Linked DNA regions of Mus musculus: regions 2 and 3 are each linked to region 1. A link is a loop called in an ENCODE intact Hi-C map of the cell type or tissue named here. Cell type or tissue: left cerebral cortex. All regions are shown on one strand.

Region 1 (2,500 bases):
TCCTAAAATAAAGGTATCATTGAAAAAGGGACGCCTGAGCTCATGGCCTTCTCTTATACAAGTGAAGAGACAACTAATTTTGCTTCTTGAGATAGCTCTATTGTTTTCTAAACAGGGGAACCAGAATGCTTTCCCATATGAGGTATAATGCATGTGTTGTTTAGAATTTTTTGTTGGTGGTAGGTTTGGGGGTTTTTCTTTTTGTTTGTTTCTTTCTTTGTTTGTTTTTGTTTTAATTTCATGAAAGCTAGGGATATCTGGGAAGTGGGAACCTTGGAACCTCACATGAAAGAATGTCCCTATCAGATTGGCCTATAGGCATGTCTTTGGGACATTTATTTTGTTTTGATTGATTTATTGGCTATTGTTGTCTGTGAGTGTGTCCAATCTAGTGTGGGCAGTGTTACTCTGCAAGCCGTTGGGAGCTTTCCAGTAACCCATGTTCCTAAGTGGCCTTACTTCATTTGAATACTCTAGTCCCTAGCATGTCTTTTCTCAGTAATGAACTATTACACTATGAGATAAAATAAATCCCGTTTCCACAATTTGTTTTTGGTCACTGTAGTTTGGCAAAGCAATGGAAAGCAAAAAAAGACATTTTAGAAGCTGGTCTCTTCATTTTCTCTCATTTAAACATTACTCTTTTTAGTCACTTTGTTTATCAATCTATACCCATAAAACATTGTCTGCAATTGTATTAATGTCAGGTATAATATTCTGTCCATAACAATGTGCTGGTATCTGTACTAAGATTATTTTTTAATATTCATTCTCATGTCTTAAGCACAAAGAGCAGTATATTTTAGAACACAACTTTCCTTAAACAAATACTGATTAAGTAATGTTGAAGTTCAGTATAGACAATTTTTAATTTCAAACTATCAGATATATCTGGTTACAAAAATACATACATTTAACAAGTAATTTAATATTCCCTGGTGGTTACAAGTTTGACCTCCTAGGGCTCAAAGAACAAGGCAGCACAATAAATATTGAAGTGTTTCCAAATGGCAAAGTCTTCCAGCAGTTTTATTTACAACTCTAACCATGAGGGGTCCCTCTGTTTGCCTGTCAGTATAACAGAACTGATCCTACAGAAAAATTCAGCTCTAGAGAAGGGAATATGAATAACTTCAGTGTGCAGAAACTATGGGAGTCACTGAGTGGGGAATCTCTATAAATAAGCGCAGGTCCTACTCCTAAGGTTCACACAAACCTATGGAGAAAAGGTAGGCTTTCGTGATCTTCCTGTGCAAGCCAAATAGCTTTGGAGTGGCAAGCCTTGCATCCAGCATAGCTCCATTCAGCTCACAAATGCTCAAGCCATCCTTCTATCCCATCCATGGTTATTTTTGTTTTCCCGTGCAGTCTGATTTTTGTTCTTGGCCTCTTTCCTCCAAGGCTGAGAATATACATCTGTGTGGGAGTTGATGCCCTGATTCACTGCACAACTCCACGAAAAACAAACAGAAGGGCCAGGCTGCCTGCTAATCCGTCTCAGCAGCACTGCCTTGCTCCCCTGCCTTCCTGACAGTGTCACTTCAGGCTCTGAGCATATGGGCAAGGGCTTTCTGCACAGCCACTTATGGCCTATATCTGAAATTTACTGTACCTTCTTGCAAAATGCAGCGTTTGTTAACCACACGAGAAATCGATGGATTTACGGATGGAGAAATGTACAGCCAGGCCTGCCACGAAGCCCCTGTTTGCACGCCACACTCTGTTGCTAGGTTTGGAACGAGGAGCTCTGCTGTTAGACTCCACCAGATGAACAAATGTCTGAATCTCTTTGAAATGAATGAGTTATGGAGATCTCTCTTAAAGATCATTCACTTTCATTTCTCATGCATCCTAAGCCGCAGTTTTGAGGTTAAGACCTTGGTATAAAGCATGCACGCAGTGACAGAGGTTGCTTGGCAGGGTTTCTATCAAAACACCCCAAACCTCCTCTTCTTGGGGGAAACAATTACTGAGAGAGAGAGAGAGAGAGAGAGAGAGAGAGAGAGAGAGAGAGAGAGAGAGAGAGAGAGAGAGAGAAGGAAGGAAGGAAGGAAGGAAGGAAGGAAAGAGAGAGAGAAAAAGAAAGAAAGAAAGAAAGAAAGAAAGAAAGAAAGAAAGAAAGAAAGAAAGAAAGAAAGAAAGAAAGAAAGAAAGAAAGAAAGAAAGAAAGAAAGAAAGAAAGAAAGGAAGGAAGGAAGGAAGGAAGGAAGGAAGGAAGGAAGGAAGGAAGGAAGGAAGGAAGGAAGGAAGGAAGGAAGGAAAGAGAGAGAGAGAAAAAGAAAGAAAGAAAGAAAGAAAGAAAGAAAGAAAGAAAGAAAGAAAGAAAGAAAGAAAGAAAGAAGGAAAGAAAGAAGGAAAGAAAGAAAAGTATGGCTCCCAACCCCGCAAATACTTTACGTAGAATGGAAACTGCTAACAGGTTTTTCAGGACTTGTAGGGAAGTAGTCTTAAATTATTAATCCAAGTAGATCCTTAAATTAACCTTCCAGTTTAACATTAG
Region 2 (2,500 bases), 100 kb before region 1:
CAGTGCTCCACAATTTTATAGCAAACACTTCATTGATTGAGTCATCTCTTCAGTTTCTAAAATGGTAAAATTTAAAGTATTATATGGGACCAGGAGATGTCATAGCAGTTAAGGGCTCTGACTACTCTTCCAGAGGACACAAATTCAATCCCCAGCACCTATATGGCAGCCCACAACTGTCTATAACTCGAGGACAACATTATAGAGCCATACAGACAGGTAAAATACACATACACACATATGTACAATATATATAAATTTGTTAAAATGAAATGTATCTTCAATGATAAACCTTTTCTTCAAATCAATCAAGGAATGACATTTTGTGGGTTTTAAAAATTCTATTTTATTGAAGATCAATTCATACTTATTATTAATATATGCAATCAAAGAGCTGATTATAATACACCAAAGAATTATATAATTTTGATTTTTGAATATAATTTAAAAGCTGATAGAACACCTAATATTTTTATGATTTGAAAGTTATTTCTCTCTGTCCTTAAGTTAGAAAATATTAGCATTAAAATATTTCATAAATTGTAACTCTAGCATAAAATGAAATCGTATTATTTTTCAGTAACATTTGTATATAAGTTTAGATTACTAGAACAGTAATTTGATATTAAAATTGCTGCAGTTAATTCATATTAAAAAATTTCTTATCAACTCTTAGCACTGCCAATAACTCTGCCTGTCCAGAATATCAGCAGACATCTTTTGTTGGCAGACATTTTCTCAAAGTCTGAATTCCTGCCTTTGTGAACAATATTGATATAAGTGAAGATTTAGATATATTCTGTAATTTATCAAGGCTATGATGATTTGAATGAATTTGCTACTGTGGCAAAATTTAAGAAATTCTCATAGATTGAGTCTGGAAAAATATGTTGTTCTTAGGTTTAACTTCACTAATAAGGTGAAATCTGAAGTCTAACAGTATCTTGCCTTTTTACTCTGAGAGGTACAAAGAGGCCTTCGGCATGAGTGGGTTTCTGAAAGGAGGAGATTTCATAAATTTTAAGGAAATTGTGTCAGCCGAGGAGTGCTGCCAAGTTGTAATTCATTAGTTCCCTGCTTGGCACAGTTCCAGTTCCTATCAACAGTAAAACACACAGGTTTATTCTCGGGGCATGGAATTTTCTTACCTCCAAAGGCAGCTCGTGCTTTTATTTAATGTAAAATTGACAATTCTTAGAACAAACACAACACACAGAGGTCTTGTAAGGCCTTTCTAAGAAGATAAAATTTGGAGGGATCTGTGAAATAACACTCCAGCTTTGCTTATGTAAGTTATGACATCTATCTTCAGAGATGGAAAAGTATTCCTTACAAACCCTTACCTCCATCCCTGCAACAAAAGAATTATGTCTTGAGGGCCAGAGGAGGAGGAAGTCTGTGTGACAGTGTGTCTCTGAGAAGGGACAGGGAAGTTGCACACATGAGCACTCAACAACATGGCTACCTACACAATAAATGGATTAACACAAGGCTAATAGTCATCCTTAGACAGAAAGGAAGTTGTCACAGGGCCCTGTCCCCAAACAAAGAGCTACAGAGGACCAAAGACTGCCAAGAGCAGGAGATAAAGCGACCCCAAGGAAGATCCTCCTCCACTCAGTTTGTTATCTAGTCCCAAGTGCTCAGCCCTGAAATCATGTACATGTAGATAACATCAAGCAGAATGAACAGGTTGTATTCATATATGTATGCATTTGTGTGCATGTGTGTGTGTGTGTTTAAAAGTAACAAAGAAAAATAGCCCATATTGTTAAGAGAGGAAAATGGATGGAGATGGGGAAAGAGATAGGGTAGGCAAGTAGAGAAATAATGTAATATTATTTTATTTTTAAAATTAAAACAATTTGACAAAAACAAAAATAATATGCAAACCTGGGACCATCTAAGCTTTGTGCCTTAAATATAAGCAAGGAAAAACTATGCAAACAATTTAACATTATACAGATTGAGCAAGTTGTATTTATATATTTAGGAACACTCATACACACAGGCAATGACAATTTAAAAAAAGACACCATGAATTTTAAAAATAGCAGGGAGGTACATGGGAGAACATAAGGGATTGAAAAGAGGGAGGGTTGATGTAATTATAATCTCAAAATATAGAAATATTTTTAAAGTGAATATGTTGAGAATTCCGTGGGAATGTCCCTGAAGCTCCACTCTGGGTATAATTTCCTGAGACTGTACATGGACTTACACACACACAGTTCCTGACCATGAAAATACTGTTTACTTTTGGCTATTCCCAGGCACCCTGTTGATCAAGGCAAAAGATACTCATTTTTCTTCCCTCTGCTTCCACTATTTTTGAACATGGTTTTGCCAGCTTACAGAAGTGGATCTAATGGTTAGTTGCTTTTTGAAATGAGATTGATTCCTATGGAGTCTCCCATCTCTTTCAGTACAGGATATTAGAGTGTAGTAGTTCCCCCTGGGTTCTTTATCAAAGGTACGTTTATCATCATTTACCTCAAGT
Region 3 (2,500 bases), 170 kb after region 1:
TCTTTCTTCTCTCTCTTTCTTCTCTCTCTTCTCTCTCTGTCTCTGTCTCTGTCTGTCTCTGTCTCTGTCTCTGTCTCTCTCTCTCTCTCTGTCTCTGTCTCTCTCTGTCTCTCTGTCTCTCTCTGTCTCTCTGTCTCTCTGTCTCTCTGTCTCTCTCTCTCTCTCTCTCTCTCTCTCTCTCACACACACACACACACACCAATTCTATATCAGGCTGTACTCCACAATATCATACCCATAAGAAAAAGATAGAGAAAGGAACACAGTTTAACTTATAGCAACTACTGTTGTGCTCAAGTTTTACAACGGTGTTAGGGAGTGATTGCAACTACTGGAACAGGTGGTATTTGATAAGAACATAAGAGGGGACAAAGATGTATATAAAGTACTTTTCAGGAAGGGAGAGCATACTGAATCAAAATCTGTCAAGAGCTTCAGGAAATAGCAAGATCTGTCTCACTGAATGTATGTAGTATGCAAGTAAGATTAAAGATGAAAAAAATATGAGAAAAAGTTTAATCTTATCTAGACACTGAAGGACACTGAATGTCATGATAAGACATTTGAAAGTCATTCTCTAGATAGTGTGAAGTTGTTAAGTTTGTGGACTGTGAATCATCATACGAAAGAAGAAACTTGGAAGCCTTCAGGAGGTCTACATTATTTATCATCACTTAAAGTAGATTGTACTGAGGTCCTTTTTTAGTGACACTTTTATGATCTATTTATATATGTACATATATGTGTGTATAATATTGTGCTTTAAAAGGACTTATTTCTCATTAGTTTTTGTTATGATCAAACACTAGCTGCCAACATTTTGCAATTAAATGAATGAGTAAATCACCTATAAGTATGTACTTTTGAAGATACTTTGATGACATGCAAAATTAAGCAGATATTTATTAAACATTAGTCTTATTGGGGGGAGGTCATGCATGCAGACATGACATTTGGAGGGCAATTATGTGTGCTGTTAATGTGCAATTAAAGGATAAATGCACTCATTTACAATATAGGCAGAAAAATGTAACTTGCTCATGTTTAAAAATGGAATGGAATCAGAGCCAGATCTTGATGAATGGGAAAATTTGGGAGGGACACTTGGAGGCTGGCATCAGGGTTAGTGCCTTATTTGTTTGGCATTTGAGAGGAAAGGGAAGGAGTCTCAATTACCATTTTTGGAAGAGAAGCATATTAAGGAAATACAAGGCACAATATGACAACCAGCAGTTTCAATTTAGAAAAGAGTAAAATATTTTTAGATTTGTGAAAATGTTAACCAGAGTTTCTCAGCGTAACATGAGGTAAATGCTAGTTTCAGAAATGATTCTATTGCCACCAAGAGAATTTCTGGGAAATCGATGTTTCATGCACACACAAAGCCACTTATTTATTTATTTTTTGGTTTCATTTTAGTGTCTTGGCATTTGTTCACAAATAGGTGATGAAAAATTAGTCATATTTTAGACATTTATAAATTTTCCATTAAGAGTGTATTACATCAGGCACTGACTTAATATTTTATAAATTAAACACTAACTTATGAACAGGGCACAAGTTTTTTGCGTGTGTGTGTGTGTGTGTGTATGAATACTGTATTTATCTAATTCTTTTTTTTTAATTTTATTTTATTTTTATTAGGTATTTTCCTCGTTTAATTTTCAATGCTATCCCAAAAGTCCGCCATACCCACCCCCCCAATCCACTACCCACCTACTCCCACGTTTTGGCCCTGGGGTTCCCCTGTACTGGGGCATATACAGTTTGCAAGTCCAATGGGCCTCTCTTTGCAGTGATGGCCGACTAGGCCATCTTTTGATACATATGCAGCTAGAGTCAAGAGCTCCGGGGTATTGGTTAGTTCATAATGTTGTTCCAACTATAGGGTTGCAGTTCCCTTTAGCTCCTTGGGTAATTTCTCTAGCTCCTCCATTGGGGGCCATGTGACCCATCCAATAGCTGACTGTGATCATCCACTTCTGTGTTTGCTAGGCCCCTGCATAGTCTCACAAGAGACAGCTATATCTGGGTCCTTTCAGCAAATTCTTGCTAGTGTATGCAATGGTGTCAGCATTTGGGAGCTGATTATGGGATGGATCCCTGCATATGGCAATCTCTAGATGGTCCATCCTTTCGTCACAGCTCCAAATTTTGTCTCTGTAACTCCTTCAATGGGTGTTTAGTTCCCATTTCTAAGAAGGGGCAAAGTGTCCACACTTTGGTCTTCATTCTTCTTGAATTTCATGTGTTTAGCAAATTGTATCTTATATCTTGGGTATCCTAAGTTTCTGGGCTAATATCCACTTATCAGTGAGTACATATTGTGCGAGTTCCTTTGTGTTTGGGTTACCTCACTCAGGATGATGCCCTCCAGGTCCATCCATTTGCCTAGGAATTTCATAAGTTCATTTTTTTAATAGCTGAGTAGTATTCCATTGTGTAAATATACCACATTTTCTGTATCCATTCCTCTGTTGAGGGGCATCTGGGTTCTTTC

What was found. Peaks named below come from ENCODE experiments on the same cell type or tissue, not always from the same donor. Only the 100,000 strongest peaks of a DNase experiment are listed, where the experiment ranks them.
Region 2: a loop joins it to region 1, with 6 times the contacts of the local background. A loop is called at or near these places in 3 of 42 quality-filtered maps.
Region 3: it touches region 1 in a loop (2.1-fold over the local background); 2 of 42 quality-filtered maps call a loop at or near these places.

Annotation. Positions count from the first base shown.
Region 1 is chr14:93,712,717-93,715,216 of GRCm38, reverse strand. All of the region lies in intron 2 of Pcdh9 (protocadherin 9), which reads left to right. Among named protein-coding and RNA genes, the nearest start is that of Pcdh9, 180 kb to the left of the region's middle. In left cerebral cortex, a CTCF peak has its summit at 1,556; a DNase peak (open chromatin) is centred at 1,421; H3K4me3 peaks cover 198 bases; H3K27ac peaks cover 1,951 bases.
Region 2 is chr14:93,816,357-93,818,856 of GRCm38, reverse strand. The region is part of intron 2 of Pcdh9 (protocadherin 9); the gene reads left to right. Among named protein-coding and RNA genes, the nearest start is that of Pcdh9, 73 kb to the left of the region's middle. In left cerebral cortex, no CTCF peak of the experiment used is centred here; DNase peaks (open chromatin) are centred at 1,153, 1,231 and 2,185; H3K27ac peaks cover 842 bases.
Region 3 is chr14:93,538,431-93,540,930 of GRCm38, reverse strand. The region is part of intron 3 of Pcdh9 (protocadherin 9); the gene reads left to right. Among named protein-coding and RNA genes, the nearest start is that of Pcdh9, 350 kb to the left of the region's middle. In left cerebral cortex, no CTCF peak of the experiment used is centred here; a DNase peak (open chromatin) is centred at 1,162; H3K27ac peaks cover 481 bases.